Regions from separate parts of the Homo sapiens genome. Here region 2 is linked to region 1. The links are chromatin loops, found by intact Hi-C in ENCODE. Cell type or tissue: HCT116. All regions are shown on one strand. Each heading gives the region's core, and the rest is flanking DNA. Links, peaks and the distances in the headings are about the cores only. Region 1 overlaps ABLIM1 (actin binding LIM protein 1). Region 2 holds the start of LOC105378494 (a long non-coding RNA gene).

The links. Peaks named below come from ENCODE experiments on the same cell type or tissue, not always from the same donor. Only the 100,000 strongest peaks of a DNase experiment are listed, where the experiment ranks them.
Region 2: it touches region 1 in a loop (2.5-fold over the local background); 2 of 110 quality-filtered maps call a loop at or near these places.

What each region holds. Positions count from the first base shown.
Region 1 is chr10:114,433,172-114,445,863 of GRCh38, forward strand. ABLIM1 (actin binding LIM protein 1) reads right to left here. Exons shown (of 23, transcript NM_002313.7): 16 at 12,141-12,232; 17 at 10,858-10,963; 18 at 8,551-8,615; 19 at 7,846-7,906; 20 at 6,911-6,918; 21 at 6,005-6,079; 22 at 4,673-4,753; 23 at 1-3,202. The coding sequence ends at 3,089. Among named protein-coding and RNA genes, the nearest start is that of AFAP1L2, 35 kb to the left of the region's middle. In HCT116, for the core only: CTCF peaks have their summits at 4,714 (motif pointing left) and 4,913; a DNase peak (open chromatin) is centred at 4,689.
Region 2 is chr10:114,314,874-114,327,565 of GRCh38, forward strand. It overlaps AFAP1L2 (actin filament associated protein 1 like 2), which reads right to left. Exons shown (of 19, transcript NM_001001936.3): 5 at 8,298-8,388; 6 at 687-892. It overlaps LOC105378494 (a long non-coding RNA gene), which reads left to right and starts at 6,133. Exons shown (of 3, transcript XR_946334.3): 1 at 6,133-6,177; 2 at 8,074-8,227; 3 at 11,733-12,018. RefSeq lists enhancers at 5,149-6,348, 5,759-6,460. In HCT116, for the core only: no CTCF peak of the experiment used is centred there; a DNase peak (open chromatin) is centred at 6,008; H3K4me3 peaks cover 652 bases; H3K27me3 peaks cover 6,607 bases.

The sequences.
Region 1 (12,692 bases), core at 1-8,000:
TGAACAAGCTCCACCAGTTTGAGTGTGTTAATAACTGGAATTTTCATGTATAGTACAGGGTAGGGTAAAAGCAGACCAATAGCCATCTTGTGTGCTGTGACCAGGATGGACATTTTGAGGACAAGCATGCTGAGCCCAGTTTAACTAAATGTGCAGGCATTCTAGCCCACACATTCAATCTGGCAGTTAGCAGGAACCAGGTTGCCCCACAACCCATCCCTCCAGCTGGAGCCTTTTGCTGGGAAATGGAGTAGGGGGCCCACTCTGCATTATGGTTTCCAATGACCCCTCCCCAGAGCAGAGCACTACTCTGCTTGCAGATAGGAGGCTACTGGTGCTTTCTGGCAATGCATTTCTGCAAGGTGCAGTTTAAATGAACTCATATGGTACTTGATATGGAAAGAAGCTTTTTTTCTTCTCAAGTTGGATGCAGAACTGAGTTTAAAAGATACAAGGAAAGCAGGGTTTCATTAGTGGGAGCTGATTTAGGGTTCAGTTCTTTATCACTGCAATCTTAGGCAGGCCCCTTAACTCCTAGTCTCTATAAAATAAGGAAGGGGGTTGTCCCAGTTTTCAGTCTAATGTCCCCATTCTATGACAGACCCATGTCTTCTTTATGTAGACCAAGGAAGAGGAATTTTAGCAAAACTACCTGATTATGCCCATGTTTCCCAAATACCTTGATTTTTCTTATATTGACATTTCATCTGCACATGTCTGGGTGATAATTCATTAATCAATGTAAAACGTAGGGACCCTTTATTAGCTCCATAATGAAAAAAATCTCTCCACCAGCCAAGTGCTGGGACCCAGGTGGCCACCATTGTTATTGACAGGTAAGGAAGCACTGGAAATGCACCATCCTCTCCATCCCCACACTTTCCAGAGTAAAGCAAGGATGAGGACACCCAGGCATTGTGCCAAGGCTGCCATTGCAGGAGGGCACAGAGAGAGGATGGGATAGAAAAAGCATGGAATAAGCAAGAAGCCACTGAGACACCAAAGGCTAAACTGCAAACTGCAGTGTGGCTTCCAACCAAGCAAGAGCTGGTCTCATCTGCTCATGGCCACCCTGTCAGAGCCATTTGCTAAACATGTTAGTAGATCCAACACACACACACACACACACACACACACACACACACACACACACACACACGAGAGTAGTCCTCATTCAGTGCATAGCAATGGAAGGCTAGGACAATTTAGATTCCTTAGGTAAGAGCACAGGAGGATGCTATAGAACAGTGACTGTTCATTCCATCCCCCAAATGACAGCGGTGAGCCACGTGTCAGAGGCTGCAACACAGACTCAGAAACTATTCTACTTGCTTTTTTACCACTGGTGTCAGAGAGACAGCTTGTAATCCTAATATTTGGTGCCAGCAGGAAGAACTTCAGAGCTTTTGTTCTTAGTGGCATATGAAGGTAAATTCAAATGTTTTCTTCTTCGGCTTTAAAACAGAGCTTAAATTCTTAAGCACAGCCCCAAAGCATGATAATAAAGTGGCTTACCCTCCTGGGTGTGGAGTTACACAAACTCTCCCTCATCTAACTCACGTCGGGAATCATGATGTGGTTTCATATGCACGCACGTGTTGGGGAAACCCTAGGCTCATATTCGAATCTAGTGTTGCAGAGCCTGAGGGACTCTCGTGAGATGCTCTGACCTCCACATCCCACCTCATCCTTCCTCTGTGGTTCCCAGTCTGATCCTTCCATGAGCTACATCAGCGCCAACACCTTTCCATGAAGGAAGTGATGTTGGGGTCGCAGTTTAGCCTCACTCTTGATCTTTGAGTCACACACACTCGGTGACAATGTCTTTAGAAGCTGCAACACAGCAGGACAAACATTCAAGCAGAAATTAAAAAGCACATGCATGCTCACAAAATTACTCTGGGTGAGTGAAACCAACATGTGCACACACACCCATGAATTCGACAGAGCTGGGCAAGAAGAAAGCTGAAAAGGCCAAATTAAATACGTTCGAAGGAGTCTACTTTGGAGTTGCAGAGATTTAAAAGAGAAAAACATGTCTTTCCTTAGCCTATTATTGAAAGAAACCTTAAAAACCAACAACAGCATGGGCTTGATCTGATTCATAGGATGCCAGAGAGACAGCAGAGGATAACGACTGGAAGAACTAGAGTCAGTAGGACATGGGACTTGTTTTTGTTTTTTGCTTTTTGGTTTTTTTTGGCCATGAATGATATGGCCCCTATGCAAAATCACCTAATGGCATGCCACTGGGCCAATCTGGGGGCAATTTGTGTTTTTCCTTTCTTTGCAAAGGTGGAGCTCCAGACAGCTCCTGTCCTAGGCGGGGAGCAGGAACCAGACCTGCTATGGGAAGCAGAAAGAGTTAAGGGAAGGTTTCCTTTCATTCCTGTTCCTTCTCTTTTGCTTTTGAACAGTTTTTAAATATACTAATAGCTAAGTCATTTGCCAGCCAGGTCCCGGTGAACAGTAGAGAACAAGGAGCTTGCTAAGAATTAATTTTGCTGTTTTTCACCCCATTCAAACAGAGCTGCCCTGTTCCCTGATGGAGTTCCATTCCTGCCAGGGCACGGCTGAGTAACACGAAGCCATTCAAGAAAGGCGGGTGTGAAATCACTGCCACCCCATGGACAGACCCCTCACTCTTCCTTCTTAGCCGCAGCGCTACTTAATAAATATATTTATACTTTGAAATTATGATAACCGATTTTTCCCATGCGGCATCCTAAGGGCACTTGCCAGCTCTTATCCGGACAGTCAGCACTGTTGTTGGACAACAGATAAAGGAAAAGAAAAAGAAGAAAACAACGCAGCTCCTGTTGTATACATAAGGTAATGTGAAAAGCTCACATGTGGACACTACTCTGTGTTTCGGAACATAGAAATTTCTACGCCATGCTTCTTGGCAAGTGTTACTGTTGGCTGGCCCGACATTTGACTCATGGTGTTTTAACCAGACTTTCTCTTTTTGGTGTTGCTGAGCGACGGTAGTTTGCAAATTCTCCAATCAAGTTTGGGCCTCAATATGACATCCTATGGGGCACCGCCACTGTCAGTCCTTTCTCTAATTGCCATTCACGAGTGGGACTTAGAAGAGTTTTGCTTTTTTCTTCATGTCGTTGCGTCTCCAAAGAGGTAACCTGTCAAACTCCTGTATGGACATTCCAAAGATTTCCCGAAACACTTCAGGGGCTAAGTGGCGCTGGGAAGAAGAAAAAAAAAAAAGAGCTGCTGTCAGTCCTGATGGCCACACAAATGGCCTTGAGCGTTGCTCTATAGTTTATACAGAGTCATTCTGAAGAACAAGGCAGGAGGACGGGAGAGGAGCCCATCTTTAATGCTTGTGACATCAGTATCCCTTACCTGGTTGGGCCAGGTGAGGAGCCCTTCCCATCAGATAAAAGAGCTGGCAGAGTATTAATGGGGATTATAATAATAACACTGACTGGTGATGGGACACAGAGAGGTGATTTATTACATTGGAGACAACTCCATCCCAGGTCCTTGGAACGTTGAGAAGATGCAGGGAAAATGGACTATCGCAATAGAAAGCCAAAGAAAATGACCTCCAGCGTGGTCCCTGGGGAGCCCCAGGGCTTCCTCCTGGCTGAGGAATAGGGGGTAAGGTGGATGTCTGTTCTACTGAGAAGACTTCCCATCAGTCATTCCCCCCTAGAAAAGTTCCCCCAAGATCCTGCAGCCTTTATTCTCTGTACCTCTACGCCAAGGTACTGCCTTTTGTCAGGAAAAAGTAAGCATTCTTTCGGAGACTGGCAGCCAGGGTTTTTCTTAATTAAAATCATTGGGATGGAAAACTATAATACAAAAATTAGTCTTCCATGTCTAAGGAGATCTTGGGTACATGTACCCAGATAACCCTTCAACAAGGAATGTGGAAACAGCCAAGAAAGAAACTTGTCCAGTATAAATCAGTATAAATGTCTCTCCTGAGAGCCTTTGCCGCTCCCACAGCCTCCCATGAACTCAACCCCAGCTCAGGGGAAGATAAGGATCTGAGACTATCTCAAGAGAAATAGCGACTCCCATTCTGAATTACCAGCCATAATTATGGCAACATCAAGTTTCAAAGAAAATGACTGAAATCATTCTGTGTCTCCTGGGTCATTCTTTTTTTCTTTTTCTTTCTTTCTTTTTTTTTTTTTTTTAGACGGAGTCAGGCTCTGTTGCCCAAGCTGGAGTACAGTGGTGTGATCTTGGCTCATTGCAACCTCCACCTCCTGGATTCAAGCGATTCTCCTGCCTCAGCCTCCCAAGTAGCTGGGACTACAGGCACCTGCCACCATGCCCCGTGAATTTTTGTATTTTTAGTAGAGACAGGGTTTCACCGTGTTGGCCAGGCTGGTCTTGAACTCCTGACCTCAAGTGATCTGCCTACCTCGGCCTCCTAAAGTGTTGGGATTATGGGCGTGAGCCACCATGCCCACCTCCTGGGTCATTCTTCTGGATATTACCAGGCATTTTTATGCTGATCTAAGTGAAAACCTGGATATTTTTTTTCTCCAAAGTTATTTCTTAGTTCTACCTATGACATGAGGGTGATCTTTATAATTTTTTTTTGTTTTCACTGAAGAAATAAAACATTGCTTAGGGGAGAGTTGGGGGAGTGCATAGGGATCTGCAGTTGGGACTGGATTTTTCGGTTTTGTTTTACCTCCAGCCTGGTTCTGTCCACCTCTCTGAGGATTTTGTTTCGCCCTCTGTTGGTCACCATGAGCATTTCATATGGAAATATCTGAGAAGAAAGAAAACACCTCTTCTAGAACACCACAGTCCATTTTATTAACAAGCAGAATCCACCTAAACGCTAGTACTCCCAAGATAGAGCTTCCAAGAGACTGTCATGACAGAATTCGAGTGATGGGTCTTCCTTCTGCAAGGCCAGTGGAAGCTCCAGTTTCCAGGGGACAGGGACAGAATCTTAGACATTCTCAACTTTCCACCAGTGTCTCAGGTAGCACTGAGCCTTAGGGGGGCTTTGTTGAGTGGCAGAACACTAACTTACTATGTATTGGGATGAAGGTAAACATTAGAAGATAATGGAAATTACAGGCACGTGTTTTTTGTTTTTGTTTTTCTTTTTTTGTTTGTAGACAGGGCTTGCTCTGTTGCCCAGGCTGGATGCAGTGGTGTGATCACAGCTCACTGTAGCCTCAACCTATCAGGCCCAGGTGACCCTCCTATCTTACCCTCCCGAGTAGCTGGGACTATAGGCACATGTCGTCATGCCAAGCAATTTTTTTTAAGTTTTAGTAGAGATGGGATTTTGCCATGTTGCTCAGGCTGGTCTTAAATTCCTGAACTCAAGCCATCTACCCGCCTTGGCCTTCCAAAGTGCTTGGATTACAGGCGTAAGCCACTGTGCCCAGCCAATGTGTTACCTTTTATAGGATGCTGTTATAGGGCAGGGTGCATTTGTGCTGGGGTTAACAATCTTGTCCCATGACTAGCTCATGAATCTATGGGGCCAGGCAGGCCCAGAAGCAGTGCTCTGGCAACTGCCATATTGAAATAAGCCCTGGTTATGGTCACCAGGGAGCATGAGCCCTTGGACAACTCTGAAGGTACAGGGTGCTCTGGAGCTAGGGTGGCCAGTCACCCCAGTGTACCCAGGACTGAGGTTCTTGAAATGCAGGGCTTTCAATGGTGAAACAGGGTTGCCTCACCTACATGGTGAGTCTGCAGCCACTCCACTCAGCACCGGATATGCTCTGTAATGCACATGGCAGAGGCCAAGGGAATACCTTGGTCATAGGCAGAGAGGGACTGGCACCTCACTGTAAACACACAGCATCATGCCCAGTAAGGGTTTAACCTGCTGACCTGATGTGGGCAAAACAGCAGAATGGCAAGGTGCATATTCATGACATGGCTCACCTGAACACACCAGCCTACAACACTTTGAGAATGATGAAAAGATAGAACATCAAATCTGTTTAGGGTTACGCCATTCCCATATGAGAGGAAAAAGAACAGCTGCACTTGCCTTTGGTTCCAACATGTTGGGCATAGACACTCCTCGGTCCATTCTCATTGCAGGCATGTGGCCATCTGGGAGTGTCTGCAACAGAAATGCCAGTTCCAGGTGAGGCATGAAATAGTCTAGGAAACTGAAGGGAGTACTCTTGGGCTCCCAATTCCCTGTTGGGTCTCCAATCCTAACCACTATTTTATTTGTGTCATCTAAATGACCATGTATTTTTCAAAATGAGATCCTTGCTGTATAGGAACAGGAATACAGCTCTTTTGCAATCAAGTTGGGGAGAGATCTTGGCTTGATGGTTATGGACAAATTCCTGAATTAGGCTCCATGAATGAAAGCATATAGTACATTTAAAAGATGCCCAAGTCTATTATTGTTAGTTTCTTATCTTTAATCATGATTTTCTATGCATTTTTCTTCTTTTCTTATTCTCCATCACATTTCTTTCTTTCTTTTTTTAACAAGATTGAGGTTCTAGTGAGAAAGGAATGTCATGAGGGCAAACTGCTCTCTCCTATTGGCTAAGACATCAGTGTCTTTTCATTTGAGAACGCGCAGGAAAAGGGTGGCCTAAAGTACTGAGAGATTATAATTAAAAGAAGAAAAACTGTATATGAGCAGACCCTTGATGCTGGTCCACTTCCACCCCAGAGAGGACTCTCCAAGGCCAAAGCAAGAGAGACCCCCTACACCTGGCCTGGTTCATGCAGTGTCCCCAAGGCCTGCAGGGACAGCTTGACCCAGGCACCAGGCATGTCTGCTCTTCACGGCTATAGAGTAATGACTAGAGAGATCAACCACAACAAGCATCTTCTCAACAGAAACTGTTGCCTTGGAGCCAGCAGTCTGGGTTGGAACATGGCTGTTCTATCGGTGTGGCCAATTCAAGAAAGACAAAGTGTTCCATACCTGGTAATCTGAAAAGGAAAGGAAAAGAAAATATCATAAGGGAAAGACCATGGAAAAGCAAGGAACCATTCACAGACTATATTATATTGAAATTCCCAACATATTCGCCCTATAAACCATGTTCTTTTTCTGCTCCCAGACTCTGCACATGTTATCCCATCAGCCTCCCTGAAGCCAAGAAATGCCTGGTCCAGTGTTAGTTAACAGTTAAAACATTTTCCCCTGGAAGCTTTCGCTGACAACCTAAAGGTACTTACTGCTTCCTTCTCTGCATCTCTGATCCCAATGTTCATCACACAGACCTTCTTTCTGCCATATGCATTTTGAGGGCAGGGGCCATGTCTCACTTATTGTTGTACCTCCAGTTACTTTTTTTTTTTTTAAGAGACAGTCTTGCTCCGTCACCCAGGCTGGAGTGCAGTGGCATGAACATAGCTCACTGCAGCCTTGAACTCCTGGGCTTAAGCAATTCTCCTGCCTCAGCCTCCCAAGTAGCTGGGACTACAGGCATGTGCCACCAGCTAATTATTATAATTTGTTGTTGTTGTTTTTGTTGTTGTTGGTAGAGACAGGCCCACTTTGTTGCCCAACCTAGTCTAGAACTCCTGGCTTCAAGTAATCCTTCCGCCTCAGCCTCCCAAAGTGTTGGGATTGCAGGCATGAGCCACCATGCCTGGCCTCTAGGTATCTGATAGAGTGCTCAGCACATAGTATGAGCAATGAATAAATTCTCACAAACTCACTTCTTACAGTTTGATTTCATTAGATATTCTTTGAAATTTTGTAAATAATTGCCCTATTAGCTCACAGAAGACAGATGTGATCCTACTCTAAGGATACAATACAGCATGAACACAGCCAGTATACTTGACTCTCATGAACCTCAGCCTCGAGGGAAGACGTGGCCATGCTCAGCCTGGCCATGGGAGCCTCACCTCGCACTCCCCCGCTGACATCCCCATAGCTGTTATACTGAGCGAAGTCGGTAGAAACAGGCTGAAATGAGGAAAAACAATTATTAGGAAATCTCCATAGTGATCGTTTTGGAGTCAGGTGAAAAGGAAGAAAGAGTTTACAAAATCCTAGGAATTCTTCCCAAGCTAAATGTCAGACCTTCATTTTTTTTTTCCCTATGATTCTTCTACTGCTATGCCATCTCTTTGTCTTTTTTAGTGTACTAATGCCACCACTCAGCAGGCTCTTGGTAAGCAGGGATCTCTTGCTGATAAATAAAAATGCATTGTCCTACATAGTTACATAATTGTATTTGTTCCATCTTTTGTGAGGAGGATGGTTATAACACACATTCTTATATCTTTTTACAGCAAAGATAATGGTTCAAGTAATTACTTTTTGTTTCATTGTAAAAAATATTTGCCATACAGTTTTGCAATTTAGTTTTCCCATAATCATACACAAGCCATTCTTTTATCTAAAGTTAATTTCTTCTTCTCTCAATAGAAACATTTTATTTTGCCTGTAACTCAAATTAATTTACTAGGCAACCAGGGAGGTTAAAATTTTCATTATGTTCCAACACTGAGATCAAGAGTCAGACGTATTCAGGCAATGTGTCAATACTTCAACCAGGGCCGAGGTGGGAGTAAAGGCAGAAACAATGAATCGGGGAGAAATCTTACCCGGTGAAGCCCATTTCTTCCATAGCCAGGGAGAGATGCAGTTTTAGATGATGGAATATGTGAAGCTGAGTAAGAAAAAAGTAAAAAACCAATTGTTAGGAAATCAGAAGGTCCAATCCTTTAATGAAATTGGCAGTATCTTCTACCTCACAGGATAGAAATACCAAAAAAATTCAAATCATATTGGGCTCAAATGTTCAAAAATATGCCATCATATTTGCAAGGAGTGGGTGGACAGTGATATGACTGAGGAGGGAAGGGAAAGTCAAGTCCACGCGGTTGAGTGGGGGCTGAAGCTGGCTGTGCTTCCTATAGCTCTGGCATGGAGCTAAGTGTTCAGCATGCTTTATTTCTTTGAATCTTCAATATAACCCTAATAACACTATGATTATTAGTTCCATATTACAGAAGGAGAAATAGGGGCTAAGAAAAATATCCTGCCAACAGTTACTAAGCTTCTAAACAGCTGAGCAAGGATGTAAATCAGGGATATCTGAATACATTAGCCCATGCCCCAGTTGATAAGGCAGCAGTAACTGAACTGGAAGCCAACCCTGTATGTTATCAAGATCTACCAGCCATCTACAGCTGGCCTCCTGGGAGGCCTGATACAGGGTATCTGTCAATGATATGGAAGCCTGATAAGCTGCTGGGCTTGAGAGGGAGCAGCCCTGGGCTTGAATTCTGGTTCTGCAACTTAATACCTCTGTATCTCCGGACATGGTGTTTAATCTTTCTGAAGTCCTCATTTCTTCATCTATGCAGGTACAATGTTATACATTCTTATAGAGCAGAATCTCAGAATTCCAAGGAACTCTAAAGATTTGTAAACCACCGAATCCAAGATCAATGCCAGTGAGGCATCTATGAAGGGTAGCGGGAATTCCAGGTAAGGGTGTGGGCTCCGGGGTTATAATATGTGGACTTCTAAATCCTAGTCTTGCTAGTTATTGGCGTATCACGCTGGGTATGTTAACTCAATTTCTATACCAGCCTCCTGATTTCTAAAATAGAGATGAAAATGCTGCAGTTGCTAATAACAACCACATCTACTTCACTGGCATGTTGTGAACATTAAATAAAATGTTTAGCAAAAATGCTTGCATGGAGTGAACATTAAATGCATTTTTTTTTTTTGAGACAGAGTCTCACTCTCACCCAGGCTGGAGTGCAGTGGCGCAATCTTGGCTCAATGTAAGCTCAGCTTTCTGGGTTCACGCCATTCTCCTGCCTCAGCCTCCCGAGTAGCCGGGACTGCAGGAGCCCGCCACCACACCTGGCTGATTTTTGTATTTTTTAGTAGAGACGGGGTTTCACTGTGTTAGCCAGGATGGTCTCGATCTCCTGACCTTGTGATCTGCCCGCCTTGGTCTCCCCACTAAATGCATTTTTAAAGGAACTCTTAGAGGAGAAAATTATGCTCTAGCTCAGAATATGAGAGAAGAAATCTTGTGGTTTAAGAGAGAATTGGCTTATGACAAATAGATACAGGGGAAAATACACTGATAGGCTATTTCAGCCCAGTGTATAAGTCATCTTCTTCAAAAGTATCAAAAACACTGTTCATCCTCAGTTCTTGTATTGAAGATTTTTTTTCTTTTTTTTTTTGAGATGGAGTTTCACTCTTGTCGCCCAGGCTGGAGTGCAATGGTGTGATCTCAGCTCACTGCAACCTCCACCTCCCAGGTTCAAGTGATTCTCCTGCCTCAGCCTCCCGAGTAGCTGGGATTACAGGAGCCCACCACCACGCCTGGCTAATGTCTGTATTTTTAGTATAGATGGGGTTTCGCCACGTTGACCAGGCTGGTCTCAAACTCCTGACCTCAGGTGATCCGCCTGCCTTGGCCTCCCAAAGTGCTGGGATTACAGGCATGAGCCACCGCACCCGGCCTCTATTGAAGATATTAATGTAAAATCATAATGCTTAGAAAATGTCTTATTCATGTTATCTAAAAAAAAAAAAAAAAAAAAAGAAGAAGAAGAAAAGCATCATGTTTTTTAGAGGATTTCCTTTTGCTGCTTCCCTTGGAGATGAGTGTTCTAGAAGACAAACCTAGTATATGGGGATTGGCCTTCATGGATTTTGAGAACCTCCAAGGGTTCACCCATTTCCAGAAGAAAGGAAACACACATTTATGGAAGACCCATGACATGCTTATGAGCTCATTTGACATGGAGTGGGTTTCCCACACTTCCTTTCCCGTGGAATACTCTGTAGGTTCCACCACAAGTGAACAGTCAAGGCAGGTGCCTTACAAGCAGGTGGCTGGCTCTCGAATCAGGGAAGGTTGGGGGTTTGCTGCTTACCTGAGTTGATGGGAGAATCGTAGCGACTGGCTAACAGAGATGACCTTTCCCGGCTCTCTTTCTCCATCTCTTCTTTCAAGATCAACTGTCCCAGGCCTGAGTTAAGCTATTCACAGAAAAAAGGAAAAAAAAAAAAAAAAGAAAGCAAAGCTTGCAATTACTTTCATGGAGCTGCAGTTTCTTTGTAGCAGATCCCACAAGAAGTTTCTCTTGCTGGAGGGCCTGAATGCATGTGGCCCCAGAGCCTGGTAGTTCCTGAAGAGGTAGGTCAAGTTTGGGACCCTAAACCCTCTTAGCCCTTTCAGTTTCAAAGCTCCATTTCCCTAAGTCAGGCTCTGTGTTAGAAGAACGTTTTCCTTCCTCTGCTTTCCCTAAAGAGCCAGGAGACCTCAGAAGGCATGTGTGAGTGTGTGTGGATTTTTGATGTGGGAAGGGAAGACTGGGGCTGGTATCCTTTAAAAAGAAATTGCCTTGATTTGTTTAAAAACAAGAAATAAAGGTAATACATGCTAATTTTACAGATTTTGGAAAATCTAGAAGAAAAGAAGAGTAACCCATAATATGTCACTCAGAAATAACACTATCTTTTGATTTATATCTATCTAGTATTTTTGTATACACACATATAAAACTGAGATCATACTATAAATGCAACTTTGTATCCTTTGACTAATATCACGTGCATTTCCTATATGCTTAGAAAACATCATTTGAAAGGATTCAGCAGCCTCTTGACTGATAACAGACTGTCCTTCTGGGCTGCTGCAGGCCCTTGCTACAGGAAGGAGGGTATGAAGAGGACCCCTTCATGGTGGCCATTCCTTTCATTCCTTTTCTCCTGGCCCACATCCTGGGAAAAGACTTGGAGAAATGTTCAATCCCACAGTCATTCCTTCAGCAGAACTGCATGAGGGAAGGAAGGTGTGGCACTACCTGGGTGGATACCACCTTGCTCTGCCTGGCCCTCCAGCAGCCTTTCAACACATGCACTGCACACATGCCCCCATGTGGTCTCTCTTTCCTTCCCACAACAACCCAAACCTTCCACACCCCTCTGACCTCCAGCACCAATGCCATCTCCTCTAGAGCCCAGCAGGTATTCTGCCATATTCTAGTTACTATTAACAGACACCTGTCTTGCCTTGCCTGCCAGATTTCAAGCCCCTTGAAGACTGGGACCACCTCTTGCCTATCTAGATGGTTTATACATAGTAGTCATTCAAAAAATATAGATCTTATGTAACTAGCATTGAAGACAGCAGCAAGGTAGTTTAAGGACAAACCTTCATTAATTGCTCTTCTTGAAGCTGCCGACGTCTCAGAAGTTCCTCATCATCTTCCTCTCTGCCACTAGATCTGCGTTTCATGTCAGGTCCTAATTCCACAGCAAAGACAACTTCTCACATCAGCCCCAAGACAAGGGAATCTTAACGGGCTAGTCCATCTGTGTTCAGTTTGTTAGGCTGGCAAGGTCAGCAACGGTCTTTAACACTTTTAAGTAAACAATACAAGAGAAAACAAAAATGCCTGCCACCAACTCAGCACTACTGGCTGGTTTCTCAAGAAAATGGCCCTGTGTGACAAGCCAGGTCAACGTGCAATGCAAGGAAGGCCTGAATTTAGGCCTCCCTGCTCCATTAGAACTGGGTTTGCAACTTAGTCTAAGTTCACTGGTCAGAGATCACTTTAGTAAATGGAAGGGCATCTCCAGTTGTTATTTTGATGTCTTTGAAGTGAATTTCCTTTTTCCTTTCTTTTTTGAGACAAGGTTTCACTCTGTTGCCCAGGCTGGAGTACAGTGATGCAATCATGGCTCAGTGCAGCCTCGACCTCCA
Region 2 (12,692 bases), core at 2,587-10,586, 120 kb before region 1:
GGCTCACGCCTGTAAACCCAGCACTTTGGGAGGCTGAGGCAGGCAGATCACAAAGTCCGGAGTTCGAGACCAGCCTGACCAACATGGTGAAACCCCGTCTCTACTAAAAATACATAAATTAGCCAGGCGTGGTGGCGGGCGCCTGTAATCCCAGCTACTCAGGAGGCTGAGGCAGGAGAATCACTTGAACCCAGGAGGTGGAGCTTGCAGTGAGCCAAGATTGCGCCACTGCACTGCAGCCTGGGCGACAGAGCAAGACTCTGTCTCAAAAACAACAACAAACAAACAAAACAAAACAACAACAAAAAACAGTAGCCAGAATTGGGGCTGGGCTGGAGGAGCCTGACTGGACTCCAGCGGACAGGATGTGAAAAAGGACCAGGGGACAGAAAGATGTATCTGTCTCACAAAGAGGAGGATGGGATGGGGATGGGGGAGGCGGTGGTAGTCACAACCCCCTTTGAGAACTTGATGAAACTACTAGACCTTTCTGGTTCAGAAAAAGTACATTCATCCATACACACAAAATCCTGTATACAATTTCAGATTAGGGAGAAGTTAAAATCTCCTGACATAAACAAGCTCGAAACCTCTGAGGTCAGGGACCATCCTGTCCCTCCTTCCCTGTCCCTGCCCCTTCCCCAAGGAGAGGAGTCGGGGGACAAGACGACGTAAGGCAGACTGACCAGAAGCCTGTTGTCCTTGATGACACAGAGCTGCTTGGCCCACTGTCCCAGCCACTTCTTGCGCCACAGGAAGGCGCAGATGCGGGCGTCACGCATCAGCTCGATGCCGGCCTCCGGCGAGGGCCACTGGTAAGGGGCCGACTTGCCCTTGCTGCCGTCCTCTTCATCGTAGGACTCGTAGGAGCTGCTCACAGCCTCTCCGTCCTCTGCAAGGAAGACCAGCTCGGTCAGGGCCCCATGGGGCAGGGGACAGTCCTGAAGCAGCATCGCTGGGGAGGGCAGCAGGCAGGAGCAGCAGCAGCCAGACCACAGCCCCCGACTCTCCCTGCCCTCAAAGCAGCCCCACAGCCAGCAGCCAGATCCCAGGGCTGGCTTTCCTGCCCCCAAACCCCTCAGCAAGGCTTCTTGGATGCTGCCTGTGGCCACAAAACACAAATAACTGAAAACCAAAGTCTCTCCCTTTTCTTCCTCAAATCCTGTCACTCCCAACTCCACAGAAACCCTGAGAAGACACTGCCCCACAGACCAACTGTTTGCTCTTGACAAGGCCAGTTCTCCTACTCGGGGCCTCTAATTCCTCAAATGAAAGATGAAAGGCGTGGGGTGGGATGTTGCCAGGTTCTCCCAGGCCTGGCCTCTGGCATTCCAAGGGCTCAGGAGGAAGAGAACGCCATCCGTGCTCCACCTGAGCTGTATGTGAGGCAGGCCTCTGATGGCCGCTGGCCTGGCTGGGCCTGGCTCAGTCCTAGATCTGGGGAAGGGGCTGTGGCTCCTCAGAAATAAAAGTCCAAATAAACCACAGCAGGAAACACTTTCTGGGGAAAGGGGCCACCTTCTTACTCCCAAATACCCTCTCCCAGTCATAGCCCTTCTTCAAACCTCCACTCATACCCTCCACAGACACTGCTTGCTCTCCCTCCCTGCCTAATACCTCCTGGCACAAATGTAGCTCCTTTTACTAGTGTCTAACTTAAACCCTTCCTCTTTTGTTTTGAAAGAATCCTAAAACTCATCAGAGCACAAATCATGCACGATTCTACGCATACCCCAACTGCCTCAGTTTCTAGTTTCTGCCCCCACCACCCTGCAAGAGCTATTCTGTTCCCAAGTCCTACTGCTCTATTCAAGGACAAAACAAAAACCATGTGAAGAAAAATCAATCAGTTCATCTGTCCATCGATTGATTGATCTATCTCTCTCTCTATTCATCCATCCATCTATCCCTGAAAAGCAGGACATGGAGGAAAGGGAACCTCAGGATTTCAGTCCAACCCCTGGCACAGGAATCCTGTCTATCATAACCTTGATGCTCTGCCCAAATTTCCCACGGAGGGCTCACTATCTCCTGATCCCTGGATACTCCCATTCCCGGCAGCCCTGTCAGTTAGGAAATGGACTCAGCATCTATTTCCCTGACTTCCGCATGGCAGTCCTTGTTCTGTCCCCTTGAGTCAGGCTGAATGACACTCTGCCTTCATTCCCATGACACCCTTCAGAAGAGGACCAGCCCATAGACCCGTAAGTCTTGGCAGAAGAATCCAGAAGCCCTTTCTCCTATCTGTATAGCTAGATAAAATGTTGTCGATTTTACTAAGAAGCACGTTTGATTTTACTAAGAAGCACATTTGAAACAGAATATAGAAAAATGGGATGAGGCCTCTGCAATAGTTATTCTAGCAACAGTGCCAGTGAAAATGTGTTTTAATATTTCTAAAAACAACATTTTAAACATTTTAGTATCAATTTTCTTTAAAAGCCATGTGACACTACTTCTCTTAATGGCTTAATATAAAAGTGTATAATTTATACCTATTAAATAAGACTGAAAATAGCAGTATTACCCAGGATGGAACCCTGAACTCTTACGTTATAGGTGACAACGTAAATTAACACAGGCTTCTCAGAAAGCAGTCTGGCAGCCTGTTTCAAGAGCCATAAAAAACACCCATACTCTTTGATCCAATAATCCCAGTCCTGGTATTTTATCCTAGGAAACTAGTTTTTTAAAAAGAGAAGGGGCCAGGCGTGGTGGCTCACACCTGTAATTCTGGCATTCTGGGAGGCCAAGGCAGGTGGATCACTTGAGCTCAGGAGTTCAAGACCAGCCTGGGCAGCATGGCAGAACCCCATCTCTAAAAAAAATACAAAAATTAGCTGGGCATGGTGGTATGCACCTGTAGTCCCAGCTACTTGGGAGGCTGAGGTGGGAGGATGGCTTGAGCCCAGGAGGCGAAGGTTACAATGAACTGAGATCGTGCCACTGGCACTCCAGCCTGCGCAACAGAGTGAGACAGTCTCAAAAAAAAGGGCGGGAGTGGGAAAGAATGTTACATGCATTAGGATATTCATTCAAATGCTGTTTAGCAGTCAGCAGAAGGGGACTGGGTAAGTAAAGCATGATTTTACCCACTTAGTCATGTCCATGCAACTGTAATCATTTAAAACTCTGAAAACTAGTGTGCAGCTGGATAAACTCCCTAAGGTATGATAAGGGAGAAAGCACAGTTAGAACTATACATGCAAACAGATCAGCACTGCAAGCAACATAGAAAAAGCTCAAAATAGTTGATTTGATGGGTAGTAGGATCAGGGTGATTTAAAAATGTTTTTCCTTATTGCCAGTATTGCATTATCTGTATAATAAGCGACATTTAAAAAATGATATACTGTCATTGGGATACTTCCTTCAGTAACAAAAATTAATGGAGGAGGCTACAGAGTTTACTGTGAAGAATTTGGGTAAGTCTCCACTGTTCTGTGCTTCTGGGGTTGCCCCACATGTTTCATGAAGAATTCTAACATCTGCCCATCCTCCTCCATGGGGGTATTAGGAAACTAAGAACGGCAAATCATCAACAGGACTAGGTATGAAAGAAAAAACATTGAGAAAAAAAAGAGGCTGGGCATGGTGGCTCACACCTGTAATCCCAGCAATTTGGGAGGCCAAGGCGGGTGGATCACTTGAGGTCAGGAGTTTGAGACCAGCCTGGCCAACATGGTGAAACCCTGTCTTTTCTAAAAATACAAAAAAAAATTAGCCGGGCATGGTGATGGACGCCTATAATCCCAGCTACTCAGGAGGCTGAGGCAGGAGAATCATTTGAACCAGGAAGTGGAGATTGCGGTGAGCTGAGATCGCGCCACTGCACTCCAGCCTGGCGGCAGGGTGAGACTCTGTCTAAAAAAAAGAAAAAAAAAAGAACAACAAATCATACTCCTGGAGTATCTTGGAGGAAATTTAGAGCAAATATATTAATAATTGTTTTTACCCCTAAAAGGGATCACAGCACACCACAAACATTGCATATTCTTGGCCAGGCATGGTGGCTCATGCCTGTAATTCCAGTACTTTGGAAGGCTGAGGAGGGCAGATCACTTGAGGCCAGGAGTTTCAAACCAGTCTGGCCAATATGACAAAACCCCGTTTCTACTAAAGATACAAAAATTAGCCGGTCATGGTGATGCGTGCCTGTAATCCCAGCTACTTGGGAGGCGGAGACAGGAGAATCCCTTGAACCTGGGAGGTGAAGGTTGCAGTGAGCCAAGATCATGCCACTGCACTTCAGCCTGGGTGACAGAGCCAGACTCTGTCCCAAAAACAAAACAAAACAAAAACAGTATGATATTCTTAAAACAGATACTTGGCTTCTAGGAGGGGCAGGGTGAACAGGAATGAGAGGCAGGATGCTGAGATAATGCCATCCCCATCTGCCATCCCTAGGTAGACTCTACCTCACTGTGTCCTGTGGAACTGAGGGCAGAACAGCCATGCACACTGTGGGTCTTTTAGCCATGTGTTTTGATACCACATGGGTGGGGGGTGGGGGCTGTGGAAAGCCAAGTAGGTTGCTCCTCTGGAAGATCGCACGTGGCATGCAAGTGCAAGACTCATGCACGAGGACAGGAAGAAGACAGTGGCCACCCTCGGGACATGCACACATCTTTGAGAGACAGGCAGCAGGCAAGAATCACTGGCATTCCAGCTCGGGGAGTAAGCAGTACCCAAGGTGATCGTGGCATAAATGACTCCTTCGGGCACCTGCACCCATCTGGGGACTCCAGTGGGGAGAAATCCGCCAGAGTGACCTGCATAACATCCAGGAGCACAGACAGAGGGAAGAGAAGAGAGACAGAATGAAGAGAGGAGCACGCCCAAGTGCAGAGACACAAAGAGAGAGACCCAGATGTGGCAACTCGGCTGCCAGTCCACCAGAGGTTAGTGCTTGCCCATCAGAGGTGTAGGCTGTTGGGTGAGGCCACTGCTAAGCCAAGGACATCATTTCCTAGATCCAGACCCCTTCACATCCAGAGATGACCATGTGACTACTTGTCACCAAGGGACTGTGGGCAGAAGTGATGTGCGTGACTTCCGGCTGGTGCTGTTAAGAAGCAGATAGGGGTTCTCTGCTCTCTCTTTGCAGAGGATTTTGCGTCCCTCGAGGGTGGCCGAGACAAACATGGAAGGAGCCCGGGCACCTAATCTACATGAGGATGAGTAATGCCCCACACTGAAATACCCGAGTGAGAAACAGGTTTGCATTGTGTTACTATAAACAGGAGCTGCTGGGTTATTTGTTACAGCTGCTAGCAGTACCCCAGGGTGAGACACCATCAGTGAAGAACCTGGTATCTCTGGCAAGCAGGGCAGACCCCGATATCCCTAGCACAGGCCAGCAGGGCACTTATTACACATGTGCTCAGAGAGAGGGACATGACCCAGGGGAGCGGTGTGGGGATAGGGCTGATAGAGCAGGTCAAGAATCCAAGCAACTGGCCTTTTGCAAGAAGTCAGCAAATCGCTATGGCCGCCAACTATAGCAAGGGGCTGGGGCCCCACGCCTATTCCTCCAGTCACAACCTGCATGTCACACTGTTTGACCAGGCAGGACCTGAGGTCAGGCCAGCTTGTAAGGCAGGTGAAGGCCTCCCTCTGTGCTGACCATGACTGCTTCTCCCCAAGTCATCCCCAGGCCTCTCCTTGGCAGGACAGGCAGGGCTATGTTCCCTCCCACCTCGCAGCTGGTTTTCCTCCATCTTGGAGCTTTCCTGACCCACTCCACACAGTGAGTTCAAGCTGTCCTTGGGATGACCCCTAGTCCCGGCTACGACCAATATGAACTCACAGTTGAGAGACAAAACCAAGAAGCGCTGGCCTTTCTGACCACTTGTTTGTGTCGAGATGGAGTGTCTGACCCACAAACCGGCCCCCTGGTGCGTCTGGCAGGCAGGCCCCTGCTGGCCCGGCCACACCTGGGAGCAGGGAAGTGCTCACTGCGGTGAGTCACTGTTTCCACCTTCAACGCGCATCCAGACAGCAGCACCGCACCCTCGCCTTTGGTCTGAAATCACAGCCCGACTGGTGAGCTGGCACCACCTCGCATGCTCAGTGGGTCAATGCTAAGTGCTGGCTGCCCACAAAGCCAGCGTCTTAGAATAGACTCAGCCTAAACAGGCGCTCACTTCCCACAGAGTTCCCAGCAGGAGGTGGCAGGTAAGTGTGAAGGAAGGGCAGGGGAATCCCATCCCGCTCCCAGTCACCGGTCCCATCTCATCCCTGGTCCTGTTCTTTTTATTTTTATTTCAATAGTTTTTGGGGTTCAGGTGGATGCATTCTTTAATGATGATTTCTGAGATAGTGCACTGTCATTCGAGTGGTGTACACTGTACCGAATATGTAGTCTTTTATCCCTCACCCCCACTCCCAATCTTCCCCCGCTAGTCCCCAAAGTCCATTATATCACTCATGCCTTTGGGTCTTCATTGCTTAGCTCCCACTTATAAGTGAGAACATAAGATATTTGGTTTTTCATCCTGAGTTACTTCACTTAGAATAATGGCCTCTAGCTCCATCCAAGTTTCTGCAAAAAACATTATTTTATACCTTTTTCTGGCTGAGTAGTATTCTGTGGTGTGTATGTACCACATTTTCTTTATCCCCCTCATTGGTTGATGGCACTTAGGTTGGTTCCATCTCATTCCTGGTCCTGCTCTTTATGGAACCAACAACACCTTCCTCAGCCTAGTTCATTCCCAGCCCCAGGGGCCCTAGCCTTTTATATCTGCTGATTGATTTATGCTTTGAAAGCCCTTTCACCTACAAAGGAAGGAAAGAGAAGGAGGACAGAAGGGGAGGACCACAGTCCAGCTGCCACAGAGACGAGGGTCACAACCACTTCTTTCTGAATCTCAAAGCCTTCCTGTGTGATCAAATCCCCACACCAAGAGCACTTTTGATCCAACTTCCTCAGGCTGAGAGCCATCAGCCAAGGACAGAGGGTGTTAGCATGAGCCCTGCCTACAGAGCCGCTCACACAGTGTCCAGGGCGATCTTTTCAATACCTAAGTGATATAGTTTGGCTGTGTCTCCACCCAAATCTCGTCTTGAATTGTAGCTCCCATAATTCTCACGTGTCATGGGAGGGACCTGGTGGGAGGTAATTGAATCATGGGGGTGAGTCTTTCCCATGCTGTTCTCGTGATAGTGAATAAGTCTCACGAGATCTGACGGTTTTATAAAGGGGAGTTTCCCTGTACACGCTCTCTCTTGCTACTGCCATGTAAGACGTCTTTGCTCTTCGTCTTCCACCATGATTGTGAGGCCTCTCCAACCATGTGGAACTGTGAGTCCATTAAACCTCTTTCCTTTATCAGTTACCTAGTCTCGGGCGTGTCTTTATTAGCAGCATGAGCACAGAGTAATACACTAAGTTAGGTCAGTCCCTAAGTAACCCTCTGGAGGTTTGCAGTCTTTCCTCATTCAGAACTAGGCCAAAGTCATTCCTGTGGCTGGCAGCCCCATCTGCGTCCCCACCTCCTTTCATTCTCCCCTGCTCCTGCCATGCTGGCCTCCTTGTTGTTCCTCAGACACACCCAGAGCTCTCCTGCCTTGACGCTTTTGCAGATACCATGTTCTCTGTCTGGAAAGTTCTTCCTGAATGTATCTGCCTGACTCACTCTCCACTTCATTCAGGAATCTGTTTAAGTCATGCTATCAGAGAAGCCTTCCCTATCTAAAGTAACTCCCCTGTCCTGCAGAAGCCCAGCTCCTGTTCTGTTTTCCATCCTCTCACTTATCACCACCGACACATGCTGTTTATTTGTTGTCTGTTTTCTCTCACGGAATGTCAGTGCTGGGATGACTGGGCTCCTGTCCCTGACACAGCGGGAGCACCATAACTATGAGTCCAGTGAAAGAACATGGAAACTGAGCTCAGACTCAGCCTGACCGCCACTTCCATTGCTGACCAGGGCCTTGGGCCTGTTGGCCAACACTCCTCTCTTCTGTCACCTTTGTGCTGAAATCTCACAACTTGCAGGCAGGAACCACAGAAAACATCAGATGCAGTCAATCTATTTGTTGTGTACCATCCCTCATTCCTCCTTGCAGGACAGCTAGGTCTGCTGTGGGTCTTGGCTCCCCATTCACACTAAAGGCTGAATGCTCTGTGGCCAGTTCTCAATTTGGACCATGCTTTCCTGTCACAGCAGCCCAGACTACCCTCTGTCACCCAGCCCAGGATGAGTGTATCTGTTACCCCCAGGTAAGTCTGCACCAACATCTGTGCAGGAAGCAGTAAGTCACCCTCCCAAGCCCCAGCCGCTGGGATGTACCATTGAGGGATGTGTCATATGGCTCAGCCTCTTCATAGTAGCCCTCTGGAGACTCCGTCTTTGGGATGGCAAGCTGTTTCCGTTCTGGAATCTGTGGTATGAACAAATAAGACAAACGTTTGCAGATATGGTACACTGGGAGCAACTTGGAAATAACTCTTCGGGTGGAAGTCTAGAAGACAAAAATGCCCAGCTGGACTTTAAACTTTAAGCAAGTTGGGAGGGAGAACATGCAGTATCATGAATCCCATCAGTCACAGTCCATAGTGTTTGGTCTGTAGCCACGGAAGGGCTGTGGGCACGTTGTTTAACCTTGCCAAGACTCAGCTTTCTCCCCTGCAAAATGAGGCTCAAGCCCCCTACCACACACACAAAATATCATTATGTACATGATATATCATGCACTTAGCAGTCCAGAGAGTGCCCGGCTGTTGGGATAGCTATTGTGGCTTTTAAATAGAATATATTTTCTAAAAAGACAAGTGCTAATCAATAGCACAGGGAGAAAGAGGACCAGGTTTCTAAATCCTACACTTTTACCATAATATAGTTCAATCACTCATTCAGCAAATATTGGATGACTTCCATGTACTAGCTGAGAGGGACACATCGAAATTTCAGGAGTCAGTCCTAAGAAAAGCTTGAGTAGCTGGTAGATTTTTAACAGCTCCTGGTCAAGTGCATTGTGATATAGTAGTGCTATAATGGACAAGGTCAAAGTTCTGTGAGAACCACAGGAGGGTGTGAGGAATATTTAGGACAAAGGAAGGATGCCCAGGGTATGTGATCTTTGCGCCGAGCCTCAAAGATGACCCTGAGCTTATGTGGGATGAGGTTGAACGTGTGCAATTTGAGAATAAAAAACACCTGCAACTGTGTCAGAAGCACAGAACGTGAAATCATTGTGTTCCTCCCTTATTCCACCTGCATAGTAGGCACTAGACTATGAAGCTATGCTTCAATAAGCTACCTTTATAAACAACCATGGGGGAGAAAAAGAGGTAATTTGTTGCATTACTATTATGACAGACAGGTCGTGAATGTGTAAGCACCCTTGAACATGGGTCTCCAGTGTCTTTTGTTTTGTTTTTCTGACAGAGTCTCATTCTGTCACCCAGGCTGGAGTGCAATGGTGCAATCTCGGCTCACTGCAACCTCTTCCTCCCAGGTTCAAGCAATTCTCTTGCTACAGTTTCCCGAGTAGTTGGGATTACAGGGGTGCACCACCCCCCCCCCCCCCCCGGCTAATTTTTGTATTTTTAGCAGAGATGGGGTTTCATCATGTTGGCCAGGCTGGTCTCAAACTCCTGACCTCAACTGACTGCCCGCCTTGGCCTCCCAAATTGTTGGGATTACAGGCGCAAGCCACCATGCCCGTGGTGTCTTTCTGAATCATGAAACTCCATGGGAATATGCATAATGAGTTCACAACAGAAGTGGCAGAGCTCGAAATGTATTCCCTCCCACTCTTGATTTTGAGAAGTCCTTGTGCTGCGCCCTCCGCGTGAGAGGGAAGGCCTGGGCCTTCAAGGAGGCTCCACGTGAAAGCACAGGCAGGCTGTGAGGTGGGGGAGGTTGTAGGGGGAGATGATGGAAGCAGCAGCCAATGGAAGGACGCTGCAGTGCCCTGAGCTCAGGTGGACCCCTGTGCTTTGGGGGAGAGGGTAATGCTAGGAATCCAGAAACTCCTGCCATGAAAAATGGATTTGGGGGACCCAGGATGGAGGTAGCTCCCCTACTCCTGGCCCAGGAGACAGTGGGAGGACAGGCAGCCTGTGCTTAGCCCCTGTGGGACAGTCCTCAGCCTGGGCTGCAAGAGTATCCCTTCCAGCTTCCCCAGGGTGAGGATACCAGGGTCCCCAGAGCCCAGTCCTGTGTGGTTTGGACTCTACAGTCTGTTTATATAGACCCTGGAGTTCATGTAACTTGATTTCAATCCGGGCTTCAGGACCTCATAGATTTAACCTTGGGTATGTGACAGCCTCTCTGAGCCTTGCTTTCCTTCTTTATAAAATAATAATACTAGGGTTGTTTTGAAAATTCAATGAGACAAAACGTGATAGTGTTTCCACAGGGCCTGGCCCATATTAAATACAAGGAGGCCATTGTTATCACTGTCTGGGGCCCCTCCACAGTCCCAGGGTCTGCAGGTTGCGCAGTGAGGGCAGTTAATGTGACAGGCAGTTAATGTGTTGTCCTGAAAGCTGAGACGAAGAGGATCGACCCTGTCGGGGCATCGCAGAGGGTTGGCTGAGGCCAGGCCACAGCCTGGGTCCAGCACCAGATCTGGTCCTGTACCAACAGAGCTGATATGAGGCACAGGGCAGGCTCAGAACAGCCTTCAGCCCTCCTCTGGCATGTGGCACCCCCTACAAAGAAAGGAATCAAAGAATTTGGTCACTTCATAAGCAAACCCGACACTGTACTGGGCTGACAGACGCACTGCTGAAGGGAGCCAGGTTGCACACCTCTGCCCAGGCTCCTGCCTGGCAGCCAGGCCCTAGCAGACAATGAGCGTGCCATTGGTAACTTCTAGTGTATGGTCCTCCCTCTTTGCCAGCCCCAGCCTGGTACAAGATCTTTGCTCTCTCAGCCTTTCCTGGTCCCCCTGGTCAGCCAGCAGCCTGAGAAAAGGCTGAGACAGTGACAGACTTGCCTGTGGTCCACTAACAACAGGCTCCCTAGGGTCCACAGGGAAAGGGTCCTCTCGCCTCTGTGGCAGTAAGGTCTCCCCAGTGGGTCCCAGGGCTCATCAGCCTGATCTGGCTGGGCCTCCAGCTCCAGCCTCCAAGAAACTCCGTTCCCGTCAGGTGGGTCCCATCTGGAGAAAAGCTCTGGGCACCCGAGATCTGGCCCAAGGTCAGGATTCTCTAGAGTCGAACAGGACAAAGGGAGGAGTGAACCCTTCTGCAGGAGCTCCCCATGGGTCATCATCACCACAGGGTCTGTCCCTGGGGGCCTCCTGTCCTGTCTAGGGTGGAGCCAGGCAGTGTTTTGTGAGTGTCTCCTAAGCTTCTGTTGAGAAGAAAAATAGCTCAGAGAAGTTTGAGCTACGCGAGGTGTGCAAAATGTATCAAGCCCAGGAGTATGGGGCTTCAGGCACCGTTTTCTCCCCTCCCCATTCCTGGGGGCAACTGTTTAAAGGCATTTTACTCCTCACTAGCTGCCTCATCCATTGTCTTCAGGTTCCTGTAATTTATGATACAAAGAACAATGTTTAGCTGATCGATAGCTTACAGTATTTTAATATAAAATATTGGTAAACAACTTAAAAACTGCCTCTTCTTTTTCCTTTGAAAACCCACTTGTAACTGCTGCCAATAGGAACATGGATTCAGGGTAACTTGAATCTGTGCTCTTGGGCTGCAGCCCTGAAATTTTGGTCAGAATAAACTCTCTACTTATATTTATTTTGTCTCCGTTTTTTGCCTGTAGGTTGACACTGCAAAATCTGAAAATGGCTCACTATGCAGAGACAGTGCAGGGCAGGAGTGGAGTCCGATCTCCAGAACCAGGCTTGAATTCTGACACTGGGACATCCTTGCTATGTGACTCCGACCAATTCACTTGACCTCTCTGGACTTGGCATAAGAAGGGGAGAATAGAAATATCTGTCACATGGGGTTGCTGTAAGGATTGAAGTGTGCCTATCACTATTCAATATTCAATACATATTAGTTTTTACTAATCTAAAAAATAAAATGTAAAAATAAGAAAGGGAGAAAAGTTTTGCGTATATGTGTTTGGTGGAGGATAAACTAGTGTACTCTGGGGGTGGGTACAGAGGAGACCATAGGGTGGAGTCCCAGCTCTCAAGAATGCTGGGTTAAATGATGAGTCACATGATTAAACAGACACAGTGACCTATTATCAGAGCTTCAAGGAGACAGATCCTCATCTCACAGGGTTAAGGAGAAAGGACTATTATTTTGATTATTATCATTATGATGGTGAAGACCGTGAATTTTATATATATTTATATATATATATATATATATATATATTTTTTTTTTAGGCAGAGTCTCACTGTGTTGCCCAGGCTGGAGTATAGTGGTGTGATCTCAGTTCACTGCAACTTTCAGCTCCCAGGTTCAAGTGATTCTCCTGCCTCAGCCTCCCGAGTAGCTGCGTACCACCACGCTTGGCTAATTTTTGTATTTTTAATAGAGACGTGGTTTTCGCCATGTTGGCCAGGCTGGTCTCAAACTCCTGACCTCAGGTGATCTGCCTGCCTCAGCCTCTCAAAGTGCTGGGATTACAGGAAGACTGTGAATATTAAATGAAGATCCAGAAGAGATTTAACATCAAAACCTGAAAAACTTTGACTGTTTGGAGGAAGGGACTGCGTGAGCGAGTCAGGCTTGGCAGGATTGACCAGACCAGAGGTCCAGAGGG